2 separate regions of the Homo sapiens genome follow, and region 1 is linked to region 2. Evidence: read pairs that join two places in POLR2A ChIA-PET (ENCODE). Cell type or tissue: MCF 10A. All regions are shown on one strand. Each heading gives the region's core, and the rest is flanking DNA. Links, peaks and the distances in the headings are about the cores only.

What was found. ChIA-PET counts read pairs that join two places held together with the same protein. Peaks named below come from ENCODE experiments on the same cell type or tissue, not always from the same donor. Only the 100,000 strongest peaks of a DNase experiment are listed, where the experiment ranks them.
Region 1: POLR2A ChIA-PET joins it to region 2 with 5 read pairs; 1 of 35 experiments calls an interaction of 5 or more read pairs at or near these places.

Annotation. Positions count from the first base shown.
Region 1 is chr3:49,746,356-49,754,426 of GRCh38, forward strand. IP6K1 (inositol hexakisphosphate kinase 1) reads right to left here. Exons shown (of 6, transcript NM_153273.4): 2 at 1,463-1,813. The coding sequence starts at 1,685. Among named protein-coding and RNA genes, the nearest start is that of GMPPB, 26 kb to the left of the region's middle. In MCF 10A, for the core only: no CTCF peak of the experiment used is centred there; a DNase peak (open chromatin) is centred at 1,906.
Region 2 is chr3:47,821,177-47,829,923 of GRCh38, forward strand. It overlaps DHX30 (DExH-box helicase 30), which reads left to right. Exons shown (of 22, transcript NM_138615.3): 5 at 6,171-6,301; 6 at 7,848-7,958. Among named protein-coding and RNA genes, the nearest start is that of DHX30, 22 kb to the left of the region's middle. RefSeq lists silencers at 929-1,129, 3,630-3,919. In MCF 10A, for the core only: a CTCF peak has its summit at 3,769 (motif pointing right); a DNase peak (open chromatin) is centred at 3,775.

The DNA.
Region 1 (8,071 bases), core at 1-5,000, 1.9 Mb after region 2:
TAAATATTATTCAGCCATAAAAAAGAATGAAGTGGGCCAGGCACGGTGGCTCACGCTTGTAATCCTAGCACTTTGGGAGGCCGAGGCAGGCGGATCACAAGGTCAGGAGATCAAGGCCATCCTGGCCAACATGGTGAAACCCTGTCTCTACTAAAAATACAAAAAATAGCTGGGCGTGGTGGCACATGTCTGTAATCCCAGCTACTTGGGAGGCTGAGGCAGGAGAATCGCTTCGCTTGAACCCGGGAGTTGGAGGTTGCAGTAAACCAAGATCGCGCCACTGCACTCTAGCCTGGCAACAGAGAGAAACTCTCAAAAAAAAAAAAAAAGTGCTAGGATTACAGATGTGAGCCACTGTGCCCGGCCAAGAATGGAGTTTTAATACACACTATGACATGAACGAACCTTGTAAACATTAAGCTAAATGAACCAAGCCAGACACAAAAGGTCAAAAATTGTAATGATTTCACTTTTATGAAATATCTACAATAGGCAAATCTGTAGAGACAGAAAGTAAACAAGAGGTTACCAGGGGATCAGATGATGGAAGAATGGGGAGTTATTATTTAATAGGTACCGAGTTTGTTTCAGATGATGAAAAATTCAGGAAATGGACAGTGGCTATACAACATTGTGAATGTGTTAATGCCACTAAATTATACACTTTAAAATGGTGAATGTTATGTTATGTACATTTTACCAAAATTTTTTTTAAAAAGTTAAGGAAACAAAAAGTCAATTCTATAGCACTGGTTTTTCTAAATTGAAACTCTCCTAAGTAAAGGACAGTGTTAACCTGACTGAAATCATACAACTTAAAGTTATAAAGCAGAATGTAAAAAAAAAACTTAGACACAATGAGCAATCATAAAAATTTATAAACACTGACAAAGATCAGATTTTAAAATAAAGTTAGTTAATTCTGGTATAATTAATATTCATGAGGTTCTTTTCTATAAAGTTGACTTATATTTTAAAATAAATTATTTTTCCTTCAAATATCAGGACTTCCAGGCCCCAGAAAGTCCCTGCATTTCTTACCAACAATTCTTTGCCCCAGCACATATAGACACAGGATACACACAGCACCACTGCCAGCTATCTAACCGCTTTAACCTGGAAGTATCCATTCCGCCTCCGGGACGAGAGAAATGTTCCCTCTTCTCTCCCAGACTAGTGTCACAGCAAATGGGAAAATTCACTGACAACAGCATGCTCTTTTCCACCAATGGAACTTAATGCTATGACTTTTTCTCAGCTTTACCTATTAATAAATTCAATTTTCAAGATCTAAAGACCTTGCTGATGCTTTCAGCCTCTAATTTTATCTAACAAAGTGACTTCGTGCTTTGAGAAAAAAGACCTACAATGATATATCATGGCAAACAAACCAAGAAAAAACTGTGGCAAGGGGTCTATAAGCCCAAGGCTGCTGCTTTCATTAAACTGGCCAGTGACTGACCTTTGTATTCAGGGGTGAACTCCTTCATTTCGGGAGGGAGGGACTCGTAAAAGCGCTGTTCCCGGGAGATGAGGGGCTTGCACACAGTGTGATCGTCGTAACGCATCATGCTGCTGTGTCCGCCTACTTGGTGGATGAAGGGCTCCAGGAGGACTCCCCGGTCTCCAGCCCGACTTGCATTCTTGCCATACTGCCCCACTTCCATGGTTTGACAAACACACATTGCGTTGGGGGCCAGTTGCACACTGAGGGCAGAGGATGCAGCACATGGGCCACAAAAGGAGAGCTACATAGAAGGTCCTGGCCAGGTGAAAGCCAATGGTCAGATTCTATTCAGCTTATTATTCTGTCCTACAGAAAAGAAGAGAGGAAGAAGGAATCAAAACACTGGGTGAGTCACAATTTCCCTGGAGCTCCATGAGTGAGAGCAGGGACTCTTGTTTTGTTCCCTACTATGTGTATCCCTAGCACGTACAATACTACGTGGCACATGAAAGGCAGTTGGTTAAATTTTTGCTGAATGATGCAACCTTGGCCTCTTCCATCTATCTTGTGCACAGAAGCCCACATTCTCTGCCTTTCCTAGTTCCCACCTCCCTTCTGAGTTATCTAAAGGATTTTATTTTAGAGCTACAGCACATTACAACCATCAGGAAAGCACCTATCCCGGTTTACTTCACACCCAAAGATGAGATCAGAAAAAAACAGAAGGCAATGGGAATTTGTTCTGTTCAGACTCCTTAGGATATCCAGTACTGGTAAGGGTCTCTCCTTCACTCAGAGGAAGGGTTTCTGTCTGAGGAATTAGGTCACATGAGATTCCCAAATTCTCCACTGAAGGTGCCAAGGACCAGGCAGGCCATTCATTGCTGAGCTGTAGGACAGTGGTCCCCAAATTTTTTGGCAGCAGGAACCAGTTTCATGGAAGACAACTTTTCCACAGAACGGGTGTGGGGGCGATGGTTTCAGCATGATTGAGGCTGTACATTTATTGTACATTGTATTTCTATTACTACATTGTAATATACAATAAAATAATTATACAACTCACCATAATGTAGAATCCTTGGGAGCTCTAAGATTGTTTTCCTGCAACTAGACGGTCCCATCTTGGGGTGATGGAAGACAGTGACAGATCATCAGGCATTAGTTTCTCATAAGGAGCACTCAACCTAGATCCCTCACATGTGCAGTTCACAATAGGGTTCATGCTCCTATGAGAATCTAATGCCACCGCTGGTCTGACAGGAGGCAGAGCTCCGGCGGTAATGCAAGCAAGGGGAGCAGCTGTAAATACAGATGAAGCTTTGCTTGCTTGCTCGCCTACCACTCACCTCCTGCTGTGAGGCCCAGTTCCTAACAGGTCATGGACCAGTACCCAGGGACCCCTGCTATAGGATCATTAAGGTTTTGCTTTTCCCAAAGGAATTCAGGCTTCAGATTTCTTCTACTTTAAATCTATGGTTGTCAATTTATGACCATTCCCTTTCTGTCTGACTCTATACCAACCAGTGGGACAAGGAAAAGCTCCTTGTACTCAAACTCCCTCTTTATAATGTCAATTTTCTCTCAAAATATTTAAAGTAGTTGGCAAATTTCTTAACACTGAGTGTATTTTTAAATTAGGAATGTAGTCAGCAAGAATACATCAGAAAGATTAAGACCAAAAAAGAAAAAGTATTAGTAGAGCAGGAATATGGTCCCATATGTAAGAGACAAACCATCGGGTTTTTTGTTGTTGTTGTTTTTCCTGGATCTTGTAATTATGGACAAAATGGGGTACAAAATACCACTGCTGAGCTGTGATGGCACTACTGCACTCCAGCCTGGGTGACAGAGCAAGACCCTGTCTCAAAAAAGACAAAAAGAAAGAAAAAACTACTGCAAAACTGCAAAATCTTAACCCAAAGCTGCCCAGGCAGCTAGCTATGTTTTATTTCACTGCTATCACCAAAATCAATTATTCTGTACTCCCAGTCCCCAGATTGCACTATTTTAATGCACATACACTTCTTTTTTTTTTTTTTTTTTGCCTAGTTATCCTGAATGAAGTCTAGGAATACTACCTGGGACAAGGCAATACTGCCTTCAGGTCAAGGCAACTCTGCCCCAGGTAGTATTCCTAGACTCCATTCTCTCCAAACCTGAGTATAGTGCACACATCTATGACTCCTAAGGTACCCTATGCCAGCTCTACCATATCAATATACCACTGTGCTGTCATCTATTAACTCACTGTCATCACCACCAAACCATTGTCTCTTATTTCCACAGCAAAAGTCCAAGGCAGTTTCCACCACGTAGTAAATACTTAAAAATAGAGTTGCTGGATTGTGGAGGGCAGGTCAGGGTCTCTGGAGGTGGTCATTGCAGCTGTGGATCCTGTTCAGTACTGTAGATTGGCTTCTGCCCTGGCCCCGGTCAGGCTGAAGGAGGCCTATCTCTGGCTGTGCTTCTCCCTGGGAATGCTTCTGACTATGGACACAAGGAGAGTGCTAAATTTTCTAGCCTGAGTCATTGGGTGGCTGGGAAAAGATAGGGGTCACAGTGCCAGGTGACCCAGAAGAATGGTGCAGGAGGAGAGTCAAGGAAATAGGCCGGGTGCAGTGGTTCACGCCTATAATCCCAGCACTTTGGGAGGCCGAGGCGGACGGATCACCTGAGGTCAGGAGTTCAAGACCAGCCTGGCCAACATGGCGAAACCCCGTCTCTTCTAAAAATACAAAAAAAAAGGTAGCTGGGCATGGTGGCACATGCCTGTAATCTCAGCTACTTGGGAAGCTGAGGCACAAGAATCACTTGAACCCAGAAGGCAGAGGTTTCAGTGAGCCGAGATTGCGCCACTGCACTCCAGCCTGGGCGACAGAGCGGGACTCCTCAAAAAAGAAAAAAAAAAAAATTGAAATAGCCCTTCCCCTGACTCTGAGAGATCTGTGGCAACTTCTGCAGCTTCCACAGGACTGAGGGCAGAGTCCACTCTTCAGTCTATCTAGACATTTGGTATTTGTTTCCATATGATGTCAACATGAAGTCATGGCATTGTTTTTGTGTTTGAAATAGTCTCCTAAGAGTAAATATACCACATATCTGTAACTCTGTTTTGATGGTACTTTCTTAATAACCCTGAAATCTGAAATAGTGGAAGTACCCCAGAACCCTCTCAAGCTCTGTGAAGCCTTGCTTTACAAGGTGTGGATGGAGCCTCATAAGTCACTTAACTTCTCCAAGTCTCCTCACACTCCTAACCCTGCAGGATTTGCAGATGCAGGTAAAGGGCTTGGGCTTGCCTCGCCTAGTGCCCATCCCTGGAAATAGCAACGGCTCTGACTCCTTTTTTTTTTGTTGTTGTTGTTGTTGTTGAGATGGAGTCTCACTGTCGCTAGGCTGGAGTGCAGTGGCGCGATCTCGGCTCACTGCAACCTCTGCCTCCAGGGTTCAAGCGATTCTCGTGCCTCAGCCTCAGCCTCCTGAGTAACTGGGATTACAGGTGTATGCCACCACACCCAGCTAATTTTTGTATTTTTAGTGGAGACGGGGTTTCACCATGTTGGCCAAGATGGTCTCAATCTCTTGACCTCATGATCCACCCACCTCAGCCTCCCACAGTGCTGGGATTACAGGCATGAGCCACCATGCCCAACCCTGACTTTTTTTTTTATCAACCAGAGGTTACTCCTGAAGTCTGGTGTCCACAGAGGCTACTGTGAAAACTACTGTCTGAGAAGGCCGTAGATGATGATGATGTTGGTTGCCTGCATAACGTCTTTCTCTGCTACTTCATTGCTAATAGAGCCCCAATCTTATTCAGGTAGCCAACTGCAAAGTATCTGCTCCCCAAGAGGTTATGGGGTTCCATTGCTCTGCTATGAGTTTATGCACCTCTCAGCTACAATAGAGACTCTGTCCTTTGTTTGCTTTGTAATACTTTAGTTACATATTTTAAGATAATTATTGCGTAAAATGCAAAGAACGCTATGTATGAAAAGAACTTGCTGAGATTCTGATTTTTTTCTCACTGGTGAATTGCAACAAATGGAAAGAAATTTTTACTGCAAAAATATTAGTTACAATAGTTAGGTTGACTTTCTGGTTATAATAACAAACTCCTTGAACATACCATTGAATTCCAAAAGGAATTATGTCTCCATTCAAGTAAAAAGAAGTTTCTCATGTTAATGAAATGTAATTTTTTGTTGTTGTTTTCCTTTTTAGAGTTGGGGGTCTGTCGTCCAGGCTGGAGTACAATGATATGGTCATGGCTCACTGCAGCCTCTAACTCCTGGGATCAAGGGATCCTTTCACCTCAGCCTCCAAAATAGCTGGGACTACAAGTATATTCACCATGCCCGGCTAACTTAAAAAAATTTTTTTTTTTTAAAGACAGGGTTGGCCGGGTGCAGTGCCTCACGCCTGTAATCCCAGCACTTTGGGAAGCCAAAGCGGGTGGATCACAAGGTCAGGAGATTGAGACCATCCTGGCTAACACAGTGAAACCCCGTCTCTACTAAAAATACAAAAAAATTAGACGGGTGTGGTGGCGGGCGCCTGTAGTCCCAGCTACTCGGGAGGCTGAGGCAGGAGAATGGCGTGGAACCTGGGAGGCAGAGCTTGCAGTGAGCCGAGATCGCGCCACTGCACTCCAGCCTGGGCAACAGAGCAAGACTCCATCTCAAAAAAAAAAAACCCAAGGAACCATTTCACTTTTGCATGTGTGTGTGTGTGTGTGTGAGTTTCGCTCTTGTTGCTCAGGCTGGAGTGGCAATGGTGCAATCTCGGCTCACCTCAATCTCCACTTCCCAGGTTCAAGTGATTCTCCTACCGTAGAGACGGGGTTTCTCATGTTGGCCAGACTGGTCTTTAACTCCCGACCTCAGGTGATCTGCCCGCCTAGACCTCCCAAAGTGCTGGGGATTACAGGCGTGAGCCACTGCGCCTAGCCTTTTTTTTTTTTTTTGAGACAGAGTCTCACTTCGTCACCCAGGCTGGAGTGCAGTGGTGCGATCTTGGCTTACTGCAACCTCCACCTCCTGGGTTCAAGCAATTCCCATGCCTCAGCCTCCCAAGTAGGTGGGGACTACAAGCGCACCCCACCATGCCCAGCTAATTTTATTTTTGTATTTTTACTAGAGACGGGGTTTTGTCATGTTGGCCAGGCTGGTCTGAAACTTCTGACCTCAAGATGACCTGCCTGCCTCAGCCTCCCAAAGTGCTGGGATTACAGGCATGAGCCACTATGCCTGGCCGCCATTTCACTTTTTGCCATGAGACTGTCAAAAAATAAAAAGTCCACAAGCTCTGCATTCCTTCCCACCCCCATTTTCTCTCTGCCTTCACTTCCTACCCTTGTCTCCCCACTGCTTATTATCCCACTCCAGCCATACTGGCCTTCATGATGTTCCTCAAACACATCAGGCATATATATATTCCCTAGCTTCTTTGCACTAGTCATTCCCTCTGCCTAAACATTCTTCCCCCAGATAACCACATGGCCAACTCCCTCACCTCCTTCAAAAGTCTTTGATCAAAATGTCTCTTTCTCAATGAAAGGTCTATCCTACCCTCCCTAGTTTAAAATACACCACCACCTGCACCCTCCACCCCCTTTAATTGGCTCTTCTTTTTCTTTTCTTCATTAAGGCATTTATCCCCTTCTGGCATATTACATACTTTACTTACTGATAATGTCTACTGTTTATTATTTATGATGATGATGTCAGTTATATGAGTATCCTAAGTGCCCTGAGTAGTACCTGGCATATAGTAACTACACAATAAATCTGGCTGAATAAATATATGTATGTTTATGATATACATAACAGATGTATATAGTAGGGTAAATATATAACATATGAAAAAGTGTTTATAAAGGGACAAGTTCTTTTTGTTTTAAAATATTAGGGTTATAAACCAAAAAAGTTTACATTTCTAACCTAGACCTAGCAAAAACCAGAACAAACGGGTCATGTGGCTTTATGAAAAACAAAATATGTTGGCCACATGACAGAATTCGAAGTCAGCAAATAAAAAGAACATAAAATTGTGTTTTAACTCTTTTAAGATTTGATATATGAAGGAAAAATAGGTTTAAATGCACCCAAATGAGAATAGCCACAATAACAAGGACAAAATCAAAGCAAAATACAGAAGGAAAAAGACAGCCTATGAGGAGGAGAATTAGACTGTTTTTATCAATGATACAAAAGAGATTAAAAAGGGGGAAAAAAATCAGGCAAACACATAAATAATCTCAACTATAAAAGATTAATCAGGCCAGCTGTGGTAGTCATGCCTGTAATCCTAACACTTTGGGTGGCCAAGGCTGGAGGATCACTTGAGCCCAGGAGTTTGAGACCAGCATAGGCAACATGGCAAAACTTCACTTTTACCAAAAAAAAAAAAATTACAAAAATTAGCCAGGCGTGGTGGTGTACACCTATAGTCCCAGCTACTCAGGAGACTGAGGTGGGAGGATGGCTTGAGCCCAGGAGGTGGAGGTTGCAATCAGCTGAAATCATGCCACAGCACTCCAGCCTGGGTGACAGATTCAGATCTTGTCTCAGGGGAAAAAAAAAAAAGATGAATCAGGCCATGTATGGTGGCTCACACCTG
Region 2 (8,747 bases), core at 1,418-6,417:
AACTCCTGGGCTCAAGTGATTTGCCTGCCTCAGCCTCCCAAAGTGCTGGGATTACAGGCATGAGCCACCATGCCTGGCCTTTTTCCTAACTTTCTTTTTTCTTTTTTTGATGGAGTTTCGCTCTTGTTGCCCAGGTGGGAGTGCAATGGTGCGATCTTGGCTCACCGCAACCTCCGCCTCCTGGGTTCAAGTGATTCTCTTGCCCCAGCCCCCCGAGTACCGGGGAATACAGGCATGTGCCACTATGCCTGGCTAATTTTTTGTATTTTTTTAGTAGAGATGGGGTTTCTCCATGTTGGTCAGGCTGGTCTCAAACTCCTGACCTCAGGCAATCTGCCCGCTTCGGCCTCCCAAAGTGTTGGGATTACAGGCATGAGCCACCGTGCCCAGCCCTTTTTTCTAACTTTCTTTAAGGTCCTTTACTGATTGATTGATTGATTGAGATGGAGTCTCACTCTGTTGTCCAGGCTGGAGTGCAATGGCGCAATGTCGGCTCACTGCAACCTCCCTCCTGGGTTTGAGCCATTCTCCTGCCTCGGCCTCTTGAGTAGCTGGGATTACAGGCACCTGCCACCATGCCCAGAGCTAATTTCTGTATTTTTAGTAGAGATGGAGTTTCACCACACTGGCCAGGCTGGCCTTGAACTCCTGACCTCAGGTGATCCACCCTCCTCGGCCTCCCAAAGTGCTGGGATGACAGGCATGAGCCACCGTACCTGGTCTTTAAGGTCCTTTAGAGGAGGAGTTGGTAATCTTTTTTTTGTAATCATCAGGTAATAAATATTTTACGCTGTGTGGGGCATATGCTTTCTGTTGCAGTTATTTGACTCTGCCATTATAGAATGAAAGCAGTCATAGATAATAGCAAATAACATAGTAAATGAGTGTGGCTCTGTTCCAATAAAACTTTCTAACAACAGGCAGGGGTCTGGATTTGGTCTGCAGGCTGTAGTTTTCCAACTCCTGCTCTAGACCAGTGAGGAGAAGAACACAGAAGCAGAAGAGTTCCAAGAGCTGCTGTAAAGAGTTGCCCTTATCTTACAAGAGTCATTGAGGTTTGTGGAGGTGAAATACTTGCTCAGGGTGACTCTTGCTGTTAGAACCCAGTTGAAATAAATGAATAGGAAAAGGGGACTGCATTAGTCCATTTTCATGCTGCTGATAAAGACATACCCAAGACTGGGTAATTTATAAAGAAAAAAAGGTTTAATGGATTCACAGTTCTATGTGGCTGGAGAGGCCTCACAACCATGGTGAAAGGCAAAAGGCACATCTTACATGGTGGCAGACAAGAGAGAAAGACAGAACCAAGTGAAAGGGGTTTTCCCAGCCGGGTGTGTTAACTCATGCCTGTAATCCCAGCACTTTGGGAGGCCGAGGTGGGTGGATCATGAGGTCAGGAGTTCAAGACCAGCCTGGCCAATATGGTGAAACCCTGTCTCTACTAAAAATACAAAAATTAGCTGGGCATGGTGGCACGTACCTGTAGTACCAGCTGCTTGGGAGACTGAGACAGGAGAATCGCTTGAACCCAGGAGGCAGAGGTTGCAGTGAGCCGAGATCGTGCCAGTGCATTCCAGCCTGGGTGACAGAACAAGACTCTGTCTCAAAAAAATAAACATAAAAAATAAGAAAGGCCAGGCGCAGTGGCCCACGCCCGTAATCCCAGCACTTTGAGAGGCCAAGGAAGGCGAATCATGAGGTCAGGAGATCGAGACCATCCTGGCTAACACAGTGAAACCCTGTCTCTACTAAAAATACAAAAAATTAGCCGGGTGTGGTGGCGGGCACCTGTAGTCCCAGCTACTTGGGGGGCTGAGCCAGGATAATGGTGTGAACCTGGGAGGTGGAGCTTGCAGTGAGCCGAGATTGCACCACTGCACTCCAGCCTGGGCAACAGAGCGAGACTCCATCTCAAAAAAAAAAAAAAAAAGAAAAGAAAGAAAAGAAAGGGGTTTCCCCTTATTAATCTATCAGATCTCTTGAGACTTACTCACTACTATGAGAACAATATGGGAGAAACCACCCCCATGATTCAATGACCTCCCAACCACGTCCCTCCCATGACACATGGGAATTATGGGGGCTACAATTCAAGATGAGATTTGGGTGGGGACACAACCAAACCGAGACAAAGACCCCCCTGGGAACAAACTAGTTGGTTGGCATCCCTGGTTGTTGTTTTTTTTTTTTTTTTTGTCTTTTTGAGACGGAGTCTCACTCTGTTGCCAGGCTGGAGTGCAGTGGCGCAATCTCGGCTCACTGCAACCTCCGCCTCCCGGGTTCAAGCAATTCTCCTGCCTCAGCCTCCCAAGTAGCTGGGACTACAGGCGCGTGCCACCATGCCCAGCTAATTTTTGTATTTTTAGTAGAGATGGGGTTTCACCATGTTGACCAGGATGGTCTTGATACCCTGACCTCATGATCCGCCTGCCTCAGCCTCCCAGAGTGCTGGGATTACAGGCATGAGCCACTGCGCCTGGCTGATTTTTTTTTAACATAAAAATCTAAACATCTGTTCAACACATGTGTTGTAAACTAGAAAAAATAGTATAATGAACCTGCAAGTACCTGTCACCCAGCTTCAACAATTAACAACTCATGGCCAGTGTTGCTTTGTGTATAGCTCTTCATTTTGGCTTCTTTAGAGGCAACTAAGAAATCATGGCATTTCAGCCTTATGCCAAATGGCTGTCAGAAAAGAGTGCTATCCTGAGGGCTTCCTCAAGTGCCACAAAGGGCTTGGGTCCTGCTGTCCAGGTGGGGCCTTTCTGTCTAGACTGTTGTCTCCTTCAGCTTTCAGATACCATTTTCTTTTCCTTTTTTTTTTTTTTTTTTTTTTTTGAGATGGAGCCTTGCTCTGTCACCCAGGCTGAAGTGCAGTGGCATGATCTTGGCTTACTGCAACCTCCGCCTCCTGGGTTCAAGCGATTCTCCTGCCTCAGCCTCCCGAGTAGCTGGGATTACAGGCGCGCGACACTATGCCCGGCTAATTTTTGTATTTTTAGTAGAGATGGGGTTTCACCATGTTGGCCAGGCTGGTCTCGAACTCCTGACCTCAGGTGATCTGCCTGCCTCGGCTTCCGAAAGTGCTGGGATTACAGGCGTGAGCCACTGCGCCTGGCGAGGAACAGCACTTTCACTGCTGGACTTTACGCTGGACCAGCTCAATTCTTGGCAGTTTCCAAAGCTGGGTGTTTTCACCTTCCCCTCCAGCCCTGGGGATTAAATCTGTTTCCTGAAGAGGTCTTCCTTGGCCTGGCTCCAGATTTTCTTTTTCGTTTTTTAAACTTTTAATAGAGTTGGGGTTTCACTATGCTGCCCAGACTGGTCTCAAAATCCTGGGCTCAGGGGATCCATCCGCCTCAACCTCCCAAAGTGTTGGGATTGCAGGCATGAGCCACGGCGCCTGGCCCTGGCTCCAGATCTTCACCAGGTTTACTTTGTAAGCCGTTAAATAAGATGGGGCTGCCAATTTGCCAGAGGCACGTGAGAGGTAGTTAGGAACAATTGGTAGGACCTAGAGGGAACTAACTTCGCTTCCTTAGATGACATTGAGCTAAGGCCTAGCATTATTTTCCCCCCAACAGCCTCATTCCATCTTCCTGCCTTCCATCCACACGACTGCTGGTTTAGATTTGCTGGAGAGTGAGCTCTGCAGGGTCCTAGCCCTGGGCAGCGCCGAGCCCGCCTACTGAAGGCCCAGGGCTGTGGTGAGCGAGGACGGGCTGCTGATGCCCTCGCCTAGGCTTGGGCTTCGGGTCCGCCCGGCCCGCAGGGGGCGCGCGGCGCTCGGGCCGGCCGCTCCCGTTCTCTTCGCCCGGTCCCTGCCGCGCACAGGCCTCGGGGTCGGCGGGAGCACGATGGCGGCCGCTAGGAGACTCATGGCGCTGGCCGCCGGCATCTCTCCGCGCCTGCAGCCGCTGGGTCCCCGCGCTGCTGGGCGACAGGGTCGCTCGCGCGGCTTCTCTTCAAGCTGCGCCCACCCCGACCACACCAAGGAAGCCGCCGAGGCCGAGTCAGGGATGGCCCCCGGCGGGCCTGGGGAAGGCGACGGAAGCTTGGTGAACGGTGAGGGCATCGGCGGGGGCGGGCGGTCCGCAGCGCCCTTGACTCCTGGGATGGCAGAGCTAGGGGCGCGGGCCGAAATCGGGCCTGGCGGCCGGGGGTCCTCTCTTCCATAGTGGCCAAGTTCGCCATCCGTCGGCGGGCAGCGGCCTTGCTGTTTGTAAAGCTTAGCGTGGCACAGGCCCGAATGGACCCTTAGAGTACCTGCTCCCGGCAAGAATAGGTGAGAGGTGCGAGACCTCGAGGGAGTGGGGAAAACGAGTAAAAGTCCAACTCCTGCCAGGATGAGTGGCCAAGGGCTAGAGCTTCTAGGGACAAGCATGCCCTCACCAGTGTGAGAAATAGCCCAAAGTAACTCCTGGGACATCAGGATCTCAAATAGAGACAGAATGACTGTTCTGGTGGATTCCAGCTTTGTGCCTCCCAAATAGTGCAGAGGATAAAACTGTTGAAAGCATCAAGGATGGGTAGAGAGCGCCAGCCTCCACCAACCTTATAGAGCTGAAGGTGGGGGCGGGGTGGTGGTCTCAGTGCAGCTCTATTGTTAAACCAGTGGGTGTAATGGGCTACTCGAAGTTGGGTCCCTCTGTGACGAAACCCCCCCCGCCCCGGCCAAGTCCACTTAGATATGGTTTCTTAACTGCTTAACTGCTTGACTCTTAGTTGCTTTACAAGTTACCGCTTAGAGGGAGACAGGATCAGGTGTCCTCCATCCTGGCCACTTGACACAGGAGTCTGTCCCAAGGAAACAGTCTCAAACCAGGCAGCAGAGTTACATCAGAACGCTTGGAAGCACTTTTTGAAAATATAGAGTCGCCTCCAACATCGCTCCCATTCTCAGGTCCCCTGTGGGGAGCTGGATGTCCATGCGGTGAAAAAGCTCCCCAGGTGATCAGTGTACACGCAGGTGCACATGTGCATATATACAGCTCCTTTTGGAGCTGCCAGAGGCTAGAGTGGAGAATGATATGGCCCCCCATGTTCCTAGCAGACCTCTTCATGACCTGGTTAAGCCTTGTGTCTGGTACAAGCTTACCCTAGGTAGATATCTCTTCCCTTTCTGCTCTGAGATTAATCCAAAAAACAAGAAAAAGAAGCGAGGTACCTCTCATGGTATCTGATGCATCAATTTTCCCCTTGATTCCAGAGAACTTGGGGGAGGAGTAATTCATGCCTGCTCAGATGTAGAGGTTTTCTTTCTTTTTTTTTTTTTTTTTTGAGATGGAGTTTCACTCTTGTTGCCCAGGCTGGATTGCAGTGGCGCGATCTTGCCTCACTACAACCTCCGCCTCCCGGGTTCAAGCGATTCTCCTGCTTCAGCCTCCCAAGTAGCTGGGACTACAGGCGCCTGCCACCAGGCCTGGCTAATTTTTTGTATTTTTAGTAGAGACGAGGTTTCACAAGGTTTCACTATGTTGGCCAGGTTGTCAAACTCCTGACCTTGTGATCCACCCGCCTTGGCCTCCCAAAGTGCTGGGATTACAGGCGTGAGCCACCACGCCCAGCCAGATGTAGAGGTCTTTAATCAGTCCCCACACATAGTTTGGTTCTGTGGGAGTCTTTTGCAGTGTGCTTAGATACGGTTGAGAGCTGGGGCCTGGTATTCAGCATCTGGATCTCATCACTTGAGATACATGGGGCCAGGTCTCTCGTGTGTGTGTCTTATTTTAGGAAGAGCCTTGCATTGTCTTGATCTCCAGTTTGTGTGTGTGGTGGATTTTTGTTTTTGTATTTTTTGCTTGCTTGTTTGTTTAGTGTCTTCTTTCAGACATCAGACTGGGGGGTTTATTGACCAACCAGGCTTTTGTAGGTGATGTATGAAATGAGGAGATTGGGCGGAGAAGAGGATGCTGGTAGGATCCCTTCTGTGGTGTGTGGGTCATTGGCCCTTCTTCAGGAGATGGTTATTCAAGTGGGTCTGGCCCCACTCTTCCCTGTAAACCCTGAAGTCATTCCTCTTTTCTTTTCCAAGATGCTCCTGGGTGGTTTGGGGTCATGAGCCAACATCCTCAGAATCCAGCCCAGGGTTGCCCTGATACACACCCCATGGAGTTTTTAAAAGAAAAAGAACAACTGTAATGCTTTTGTTCTTATTTTCTTAGCTTCTAGGGACCTATTAAAAGAGTTCCCACAGCCCAAAAATCTTCTCAACAGTGTGATTGGAAGAGCCCTCGGCATCTCACATGCAAAAGACAAACTAGTCTACGTGCACACAAATGGACCGAAGAAAAAGGTAACTCTGCTGGTGGCAAGGAAAAACATTGGTATGACTCAGAAAGGAGGCTGTTTGTCCTTTCTGTCTTAGGTTTCTTTGTCAAGGAGGCCATAGAATGGGTTTCCTGAATTAAAATGGTCAGCAGAGACTCAGAGCAAAGCTAGGTTTGAAGAAGAGCCAGAATACACGTGCCTGGTTTAGGGAAGAGGAACACAGGGCAAATGAGGTGCCATCTTATCTAAGACAGGCGCCTATACGGATCCTTGGTTTTTGCCCCCATCGACTAAGGACTGCAGAGGGTTAGAGTTAATGATAATTCTTGCCCTTACAGTCTTATAGATTCTGGAACCATAGAAGCATGCCAGCAAACCATTCTGGATGATTTTTTAACATTTATTTTATTTATTTTTGTAGAGACAGAGTCAGAGTCTCTCTGTCACCCAGGCTGGAGTGCAGTGGCACAATCATAACTCACAGTAACCTCAAACTCCTGGGATCAAGTGATCCTCCCGCCTCAGCCTCCAAAGTAGCTGGGACTACAGACAGGTGCCACCACACTCGTCTAATTTTTTTTATTTTTTGTAGAGACCGGTTCTTGCTATGTTGCTCAGGGTAGTCTCAAACCCCTTGGTTCAAGGGATCCTCCCTCCTCAGCCTCCCAAAATTGTGGGAGACACCACTGCTCTCAGTCTGGATGATTTTTAAAGATAAAGATGGGGCCTGGTTGTGGTGGTTCGTGCCTGTAATCCCAGCACTTTAGGAGGCGGAGTAGGGAGGATCCCTTGAGCCCAGGGGTTTGGGACCAGCCTGGGCAACATAGTGAGACCCCATTTCTACAAAAAATGAAAAAGTTACTCAGGCATTGTGGTGCAGGCCTGTAGTCCCAGCTACTAGGGAAGCTGAGATGAGGGGATTGCTTGAGCCCAGGAGGTTGAGGCTGCAGTAAGCTGTGATCGTGCCACTGCACTCCAGCCTGGGCAACAGCGTGAGATCCTGTCCCCCACAAAAAAAAAAAAAAAAAAAAAGATGAGGCTGGGCGCGGTGGCTCATGCCTGTAATCCCAGCACTTTGGGAGGCCGAGGTGGGCGGATCACAAGGTCAGGAGATCGAGACCATCCTGGCTAACATAGTGAAATCCCGTCTCTACTAAAAGTACAAAAAATTAGCTGGGCGTGGTGGTGGGCACCTGTAGCCCCAGCTACTTGGGAGGCTGAGGCAGGAGAATGGCGTGAGGCAACAGTGCAGCCTGGGCAACAGTGCAAGACTCTGTCTCAAAAAAAAAGATGAAGATGGATCCCGGCTTGGCCTCTGGCTAGAACATGGCACCTTGAAGGAGCAAAACAACTTGGGGTAGAACAGATTGTTTCACGGTGAGACAGTTAGAGCCTTATAAGGAGTTAATGATGGGATTGGGGTTCTGTCCTCTGTTCTCAACTCTGAACCTAGCACATTGCTGCTGTGAGGTCTGCTGCTGTGAGGTCCACCACTGTTTATTTTCCATGTAATTTGCAACAACTCTAGTCTGGAGTGGCAAGACTTCTGATTTCTCTCTTCTCTTCCCCAGAAAGTCACACTGCACATAAAATGGCCCAAGAGCGTGGAGGTAGAAGGCTATGGCAGCAAGAAGATCGATGCTGAGCGGCAGGCTGCAGCTGCAGCCTGCCAGCTGTTCAAGGTGACCCTTCCTCAGTGAAAGCCACTGAGACCTTCCTCCTGGAAACTCCTTGCCCTTTGTTTTTATTGGTAGAGGTTGGCCCAGTGTTCTACCACTCACCTGCCCTGAGCCCTTCCCACTTCCTGATTCCTTTCTTACTGTTCAGCCAATGAGATATATATATATATATATATATATATATTTTTTTTTTTTTTTTCCTGTGTTTTTGGTTTTTTTTTTTTTCCTTTGAGTCAGAGTTTCACTCTGTTGCCCAGGCTGGAGTGCAGTGATGCGATCTTGGCTCACTGCAACCTCCACTTTCTAGGTTCAAGTGATTCTCATGCCTTAGCCTCCCAAGTAGCTGGGATTGCAGGTGCCCACCACCACGCCTGGCTAATATTTGTATTTTTAGTAGAGAGGGGGTTTCACCCTGTTGGCCAGGCTGGTCTTGAACTCCTGACCTCAAGTGATCCACCTGCCTAGGCCTCTCAAAGTGTTGGGATTACAGGCGTGAGCTCGTAATCTATTTTCTGTGGTTTTAAAAACCGCCCAGCCTATCTTCTGTGGTTTTAAAAACTACAGAGAGGAACTACTTTATGAAAAACTTCCGACACACAGCGTGAGGGATATATTTCCATGTTGGTTTCTGTTTTTCTTTTCTCATCATTTCATGTAGGTTTTTCTCTATCGCAATGTAGTCCTGTCTTACTTTTTTTAAATTTTTTAATTTTTTTTAATTTTTGTTTGAGACGGAGTCTCGCTCTGTTGCCTGGGCTGGCGAGATCTCAGCTCACTGCAAGCTCTGCCTCC